3 separate regions of the Mus musculus genome follow, and regions 1 and 3 are each linked to region 2. The links are chromatin loops, found by intact Hi-C in ENCODE. Cell type or tissue: left cerebral cortex. All regions are shown on one strand.

Region 1 (2,500 bases), 97 kb after region 2:
AAAAAGCCACCATAGGGGGCTCCCTGCCTCCTATGGTCAGTATCAATAGCATTATCAACAGAGACTTAAAAATCAATGACACAGCTATGCCAGACATAAGAGAGCAGCTGTGTTCATCGGTATCAATGGGAACTTGTTAGAGAGGACCATAATGCTTAGCATATTTTAGGTGCTATCAAATACACATACATACATACACACATACACATATATACATACACATACATAATACACTACACACATATACATCATACACATATATACATACACATTCACACATATATACACACATATACACTTATATACATACACATTCACACACACACATATATACATACACACACACATATATATACATATATGTATATATATACATATATATACATATACATATACATATACATATACATACACATACACATACACATACACATACACATACACATACACATACACATACACATACACATACACATATATATATATATATATATATATATATATATATATATATATATATACATACATATATGGAGTGGAGAACAAAGTATATGGACAAGTACATGCATGCCTGCCTTAGGGGCAGAACAGGCATTATGTGGAAAGCAGAGCCAGCCCCCAGGTGAAGAGAATAAATAACACAGGAATCCCAGGGGCAGGAGCTAGCTTGGTATATTTGCCATTTTCCACTTAGACCCCCAGGAAGTGATAGTCATCGAAGTGAGCTATAGACAAGATCGCTGTGGCCAAGAACCAGGATCGGCTCTAGCAACCCAGCACATCTGCAGCTGGAATCTGCTTCTAGCTCTGATTCTGACTAAGGGGGACTGGAGCCTCATTTGTCCTGATGACCTAGGATGACGCCCCAAGTGCCATCCACGATACATACACTGATTAGCAAGGCATGAGGTGGCCACTGATGGATCTGGGGAAGGAGGAAGGCATGTGACTGTCCTCTAGAAGAGAATGTTACATGATAGAAACAGTAAAGCTACAAACAATGACTAACTGATGCTTATCCAGTTCCTTCCACACAGTGACTGACCTCTGTCACAGGTCCCCTAGTCCTTAACCAGCTGCATGGTAAACATTGTCACCTCTAACAATAGAGAAGAAAGCCCTCCCTCACACTCTGTTCTTTCCAACCTACTAGCCACTAAAGTTCTTTTGAGTAATTTTAAAATAAAATTAAAACATATTTAAATTACTCTGTGTTATCCAGAAATCATTTGCATCATGTAGAATGCATGTAGAATGTGCTTATTTTAGAAACAATGGCATTTTTCTCTTGAGTCATGAGTCCAGGAACATTTTTTTTTAACTCACTAAGCCACTGCACACATCTCTGACTCTTGCTACAGGGTGAGCATTTGGTCACCACCCCACAGCTATGAACTCCTGAAATAGGTCTAGATGGCTAATTTTAAATTTAAAATTACACTTTGCTGCCTGCTTAGCTAGCCTTGGGTGTTTCTGGTTGGTGACACTATCTAAAGCTACATTATCTTGGACTGTTATTATCGAAGAAAGAGCAACATCTAGAGCAGAGATAAGGGACCAGGGGAGAGAAGAGTGAGGAGCTGAAGGGAAGAGGAGGGGAGACAGGAAGGAAAAGAGGCAGTGAGAGGTACAGACCATCCCTGCTCTCTCAGGGACCACTGAGGCAGACCCAGGATTCTGTTTGTTGGCCACTGGACTCTGCACCCCAGGACACCCTGACCCCAATCTGCCTGTTTGCCCTGGGAAGGTCACCTACAATGGAGGGGCAAAGAAAAAATACTAAGACAGAGCAAAGGGACAATGCAAAGAGGAACAAAAGGAGGTTAGGCACCGGGGACCTGAGTCATGGCTTTGGAAACCAAGAGGTTTGTAAACGGAAGCCTGGGGACCCTTCAGGAAGTGGTTGTCACCTGTGCTCTGCTGTGCTCAGCAGAACAGAGAGCTGCTGACAGAGGAAAGAAGGAAAAGCAGCTGTTTGGGGATCAGAAAGATCTGGTTCTAGTTTCCGAGCAGTCACCAAGTCACGTGCCTGAGCACGGAAGTCAACACACAGAGACCGAGCCTCATCTTCCGAATCAGGACCTTGGGAAGATGACTTTGATCTTAGCATCCGCGCGCCTCTTCCTTGCCCCTTCAGTTAGCAGCATGCTTCACTTGTGTTCTAGAGTGAAACCTAAAGCCAACTCCAACCTGTGAGGTCATGGGGCACTCTTAGCCCATGCACCCTAAGGATGAAGCACAAGAGGGCCCCCATTAACAAGGCCACCACAGGACTGTAGGTGAGTATCTCCCATGAACTAAACGTATTTCTTTATTCATAAAAGTCAAACATCACCTCTTTTTGATGCATGCCACAAGGAAATCTAAGCAATGCAAACACTAAAGCTACATGAAGATCAGGAATAAGGTTTAGAACTTTGCCTACGTGGTCTAAAGAATGATCGACTCTTAGGCAATACTTAAAGATAGATCGTAAGTGTTAGCATTTTGTCTAAGCTCT
Region 2 (2,500 bases):
TTTTAAATCTGATATTGTCTTATATTTTTGGTTGTGAGCCTAGCCTTTAACGGCTGAGCCATCTCTCCAGCCTGATATTGTCTTATCTGCATTAAATTATGGTACTCCAGAGGTAATTGGTAGTGTAATATTTATCTCTCTGGCTAGAATAAAGCTCTTTGGGTCAACTGTTTCCTACTGTATCCCTCAAATGCAGAAAGCGGAGCAGATTTGCAGTGAACATAATGCCTTTGTGCTGTACCGACATGTTTACAGGATGAAAATGCCCTCAGACACTAGCTGCGTTCTCAGCATCATTCTGCCAGGTCAAACATGAGGCATCTGCGTACTTGGACCTGAATCCCAGATGCCATCAGCATGAGAAGAGGGCCACCCATGGAAGAGGCACAAACTGTTGTTAACGGGCAGTGCGATTCAGCCCAGCTTCTCTGGCAGTGACAGAGGACAAGTGTGGGAGTGGGAGTGCCGTCAGCCCAGACTGCCCTCTGCCCTCCGCTGCTGTGTTTCCTCAGAATCCCCAGCTCTTAAGATCCTCCAGGCCTTCTCCCTTAACCAGCAAGCCTTCTCATTAAGAAGCCTCCTTAAGCTGCCGTTTGAAATATTTACTCTTTCATCCAACAGATTTCTTTCTCAGACTCGTTGCACACTGTGTCTGCGTTCTAGTTTTTCCTTTCAAGAGCACCAAGATGTTAGGTTTTCATAAGAACGTGTTTATCTTGCCCCTTCAATTTCTATGCTTCGTGTCTGCAGATTTACCTCAGCTGCGTGAAGCCTCAGAGGCCTAGACAGTTCCCCATCCCCTTCGTAATCACCAGCAGCATCCCAGGAGTTTGGTGGTCTTTCACTTAGGATTCAGGAGACAGCAGGCTTTAGTGGGGAGAGAGAGGAGCCAGGGTTTAAAGAGCAGGAAACCCTGGTCCAGGCACAGTGTCCTTTAGGCTTGTCTGTATCAAATTCTGTGCTTATTTGCTTCTGGCTGCATTCACAAAGTCAGAAAATACAATACATTTCCATTTCATTCCACCCTTTTCAACATTTTTTACAGAAAGAAAGGAGCTGGCTGGGTTTCCATGGTAACACAAGTGTGACAGTTGAGGCTATCTGGATATAGGTGAGAGATCCCTCTTCAGATCCAGTGGAGAAAAGAGAAATTAAGTTTTCATTTTTTTTCCTTTCTCACCCAGCAACACACTTCTAAAGCCGAAGGGACCCTGTGGTGACAGTGTTCAGTGCTCGGTCTCCACTGTCACGCAGGTTCACACATCTGAGGCAAGACTGAATTTCTTATCACATTTTTCTTTTGTCTTTCCCCCAAACACATGATTGAAGACTTAAGCTTTTGGAATCAGAGTTGGAACAGTACTTATATAGACATAGACACGAACATAATTAAGATCAGGATATAGACACCAATATTTCCCCCAAATCTTCAATTTTATTTTATTCTTATACTGGGAATAGAACCTCAGCCTTGATAAACAGGCCTCACTAAGTTTCCCAGTTTGGCCTTGAACTCATGCAGCCTAGGCATGTTTGAATTTTGAACACTTTTGTGCTTAGAAATCCTGGTAATTGGGTTTAGAGCTATACACCACCACATTCTACCCTGACGCCCTTCTAATTATAGCAACTCACCTTTCAAGCAATAGTCTACATGCCACCACAAACCAGGACTGTATCCTCATCCAAGCCATAACAGGTAAGAAAATATATTCCTGATCATAATTTTTGTTTTATATATTAGTAACAAGAAAGCAACAAACAAACAAAGAAACAAAACAAAACAACTACTTTCATAAGATGAAAAACAGGCCTGTCAGAATGGGAAACAGACAGACTACAGATACCACACCATAGGCTGCCATCTTTATACCTCATGAAAATGTAGAAAGGCTTATGAAATGTCAGGGAGAAAAGCCTGAGAAATGCTAGGACATGTGACTAGCAACCCACCCACAACTTTGTGACAATGTCTATTATGTTTACTTTAGTTGACAGACTCCCAACTCTGGGGGAACTAGGAATCACAAAAAGATTTGCTTAGCTCCTGGATCCAAAATCCTAAGACAAGCCCACACCACAGACCACTGCCTATCTAGATTTTCAGCCCACACAGTACTAGATAGATAGACTATGCACTAGACAGTGCATAGATAGATAGACTATAGTAGACAGTGAATAGGTAGACTATGTACTAGACAGTGCATAGATAGACCATGTAGTAGGTAGGGCACAAACTACCCAATAGTTACTTCAGTTGCCAACTGAACAGGATGAAAATGCACCCAGGGCAGTGGGGCACTCTGGGGCATGTCTGTAAGGAGTTTTCAGAGGAGTGGCTGAGGGCAGGGAAGAAGAACCTTGAATGCATTTCCACCCACCCCACCAGCTAGGGTACTGGACTGAAAAAAGGGGGAAGAGGAGAACTGCCATTCAGAACTCCCTTCTTCCAGAGTGTCAGAGATGTGAGTGAACAGCCTCCCACTCTGGCCACAGGCAG
Region 3 (2,500 bases), 330 kb after region 2:
TGTGTCAAGCTGACACATGAGGCAAGCTACGGCAGTAGGCAATCTCCATTTTTGGTCAGTTATGTTGAAGCTCTTGACTCTGCGAGTGAGTAACTCAAGCCAGATCCTGGTGGAAAGGGCTTCTTTTTCTCCCCATGCCCCTGATTTTTTTCAGCTTTTTATTCTAACTTAACATCCCTAGAGAAGGGGCTCAGTGGTAAAGGGCATTGCTGCTTTTACAGAGGGTGAAGGTACATTTCCCAGCATTCACAGGGCAGCTCCTAACCCACCCTAACTCCAATTCCAAGGGACTCAATGCCTCTTCTGGCACCTGGTTTGCACATGGTGCACACACATACATGCAGGCAACCATCCATACTGTAATAGGACCCCAGACCTTAGCACAACTGACTCCATTAAAACCCAGCATGTAGACAGTACCATCAGCCAAAACAAAAACAAAAACTTAATCCATCAAAGTCCATAGCTCTGGGAAAGTCACTAACTGTACTAACCTTGCTTTTTGGCTTCTGTAGTTCTGCTTCTGGCTAACTGTTCTTGTCAACTGAAGAATCTCAACCCAGAACATGTTTTTTTGTTTTTTGTTTTTTGGTTTTTTTTTGGGGGGGGGGTGTTGGTTTGTTTTTGTTTTTGTTTTTTATGCTTAAAAGCTCACCCTGGGAATAGCTGTGGGTTACACTGGGAAGACTTTTTATTGACTTAAACCTATATCCAACAAGTCTTCTCTAATGGATATCCCACAACAATACATGTAAAAAATAATAATAATAACATTTAAAACCACCAACTGGGGCTGGAGAGATGGCTTAGTGGTTAACAGCACTTGGTGCTCCTTCAAAGTATCCAGGTTTGATTCCAAGCACCTACGTGACAGCTCACAACTGCCTGTTAACTCCAGTTCCAGGGAATCCAAGACACTCTTCTGGCCTCTGAGGGCACAGGTCATGCTCATGGTTCCCACATATGCATGCAGGCCAAACACTCATACACATAAAACAAAATAAAATAAAATAACTACCTAATACCAAAATGACATATGACCCAAAAGCCCCAGGCTAACCTTCTTACTCCAAATCGCCCCTTAGGGCTGACAACCCATATGTTTTCTGCTTTGTCTCTTTTTCCTCAAATTGCTGACTAAACTTCATCAACAGGAGGGAGGAGGCGGAGGCCCATATGACTGGAGCATCCCTTTCCAGAGAATCAGAGCCTTGAAAACAAGGACTTGTACCACCCCCTCCCACAGGTGGCCCTGTGCCCAGTCAGAGCCTCACACACCATGCCTGAATCGGCTGCAAATGATGTAGGAGATAAACGTAGCAACCCACAGGCCTTGAAGATGGCAGCTTCACAGAATTCATACGGCCCGCAGTAGCTTAAAACTGAAGCAGGAACTAAGATGCTCTGCCTAGGAGAAGCATGCTACATGGCTTAAGTGATTGTCCTAGTTACAGTCACTACTGCTGAGATGACACGCCGTGACCAAAGCAATGTGGGGAGGAAAGGGTTTATTTGGCTTACACTTCCACATCGTTCTCCATTGTGGAGCGGTGAAGCATGCCACCAGACAGAAAACCTGGTAAGGCTGGGCGGATTCAGGAATCCTCATCATTGAGAATGGTACTTAAATCTACTCCCAACCAGGCTCCTGTTCTGGAACGTGTGACCACGACACCCCATTGAGTAACTTAGGGACAACACCTGAAGTTCTTCCTCGTGCAGATGAGGCATCCCTAGAGTCTCAGACCAAGCCCATAGAGCGCATCTGCCTCTAGATCCCAACCCACACCCAAATGTTGATAAGGTCCTATCCACAAGGAATGAAGTGCATGAGTTATTTCACCAAAGATCGTCTGAGAGTGCATATCTCATCGAACTGTAACACTCCAGAGAAGAGTATTCTCTTCCGAAGCTGACATGGCTGGACGCTGCTCGAGCAGCTGCAGCCACTTCCTGTCCAGTGGCCCCGACTTTGGCTCCTAGCCTCCCTACTACCTCCCACCTCCTGCAGCCCCAGAAGAGGCCCAGCAGCCAGCCCTGCTCCCGCTACCCCTTGGAGACCTGCAACTCTTTGGCCTCTTCGGCTGGGCCAGAGCCCCACAAATCCATATGGATAACACCCAATATGTAGACCAGCTGAAGGAAACCAGGACAGGAACTAGAATTAGGCAGGATCCTGGAGGCAGGAGCTGATTCAGAGCCGGTGGAGGAGTACTGCCTTGCTTATCGTGGCTTGCTCAGCCTGCTTTCTTCCCAGGACCTCCAGCCCAGGGATGGCATCACCTACAATGGGCTGGGCCCCCCAGCACTGATCACTAATGCAGCCGGATTTATGGCAACATTTTCTTAATTGAGGTTCCCTCCTTTCAGATGACCCTAGTTTGGGTCAAGTTGACATAAAACTAGCCAGAAAAGAGAACAGGGATGAAAGTTGCTGGCACCTGAAAGACATGAAGTCTTTGCTCTACAAGAAACCCCGTGGAATGATCACAGTCAGCTA

Evidence for each region. A loop is a pair of places that touch in the nucleus more often than their neighbours do. Peaks named below come from ENCODE experiments on the same cell type or tissue, not always from the same donor. Only the 100,000 strongest peaks of a DNase experiment are listed, where the experiment ranks them.
Region 1: a loop joins it to region 2, with 2.3 times the contacts of the local background. A loop is called at or near these places in 5 of 42 quality-filtered maps.
Region 3: a loop joins it to region 2, with 3 times the contacts of the local background. A loop is called at or near these places in 3 of 42 quality-filtered maps.

What each region holds. Positions count from the first base shown.
Region 1 is chr14:120,570,496-120,572,995 of GRCm38, forward strand. No RefSeq gene overlaps it. Among named protein-coding and RNA genes, the nearest start is that of Gm41252, 6.8 kb to the right of the region's middle. In left cerebral cortex, no CTCF peak of the experiment used is centred here; a DNase peak (open chromatin) is centred at 1,262.
Region 2 is chr14:120,473,337-120,475,836 of GRCm38, forward strand. No RefSeq gene overlaps it. Among named protein-coding and RNA genes, the nearest start is that of Rap2a, 3.9 kb to the right of the region's middle. In left cerebral cortex, no CTCF peak of the experiment used is centred here; DNase peaks (open chromatin) are centred at 447 and 1,064; H3K27ac peaks cover 1,598 bases.
Region 3 is chr14:120,808,293-120,810,792 of GRCm38, forward strand. No RefSeq gene overlaps it. Among named protein-coding and RNA genes, the nearest start is that of Gm41253, 3.3 kb to the left of the region's middle. In left cerebral cortex, no CTCF peak of the experiment used is centred here; a DNase peak (open chromatin) is centred at 1,250; H3K27ac peaks cover 537 bases.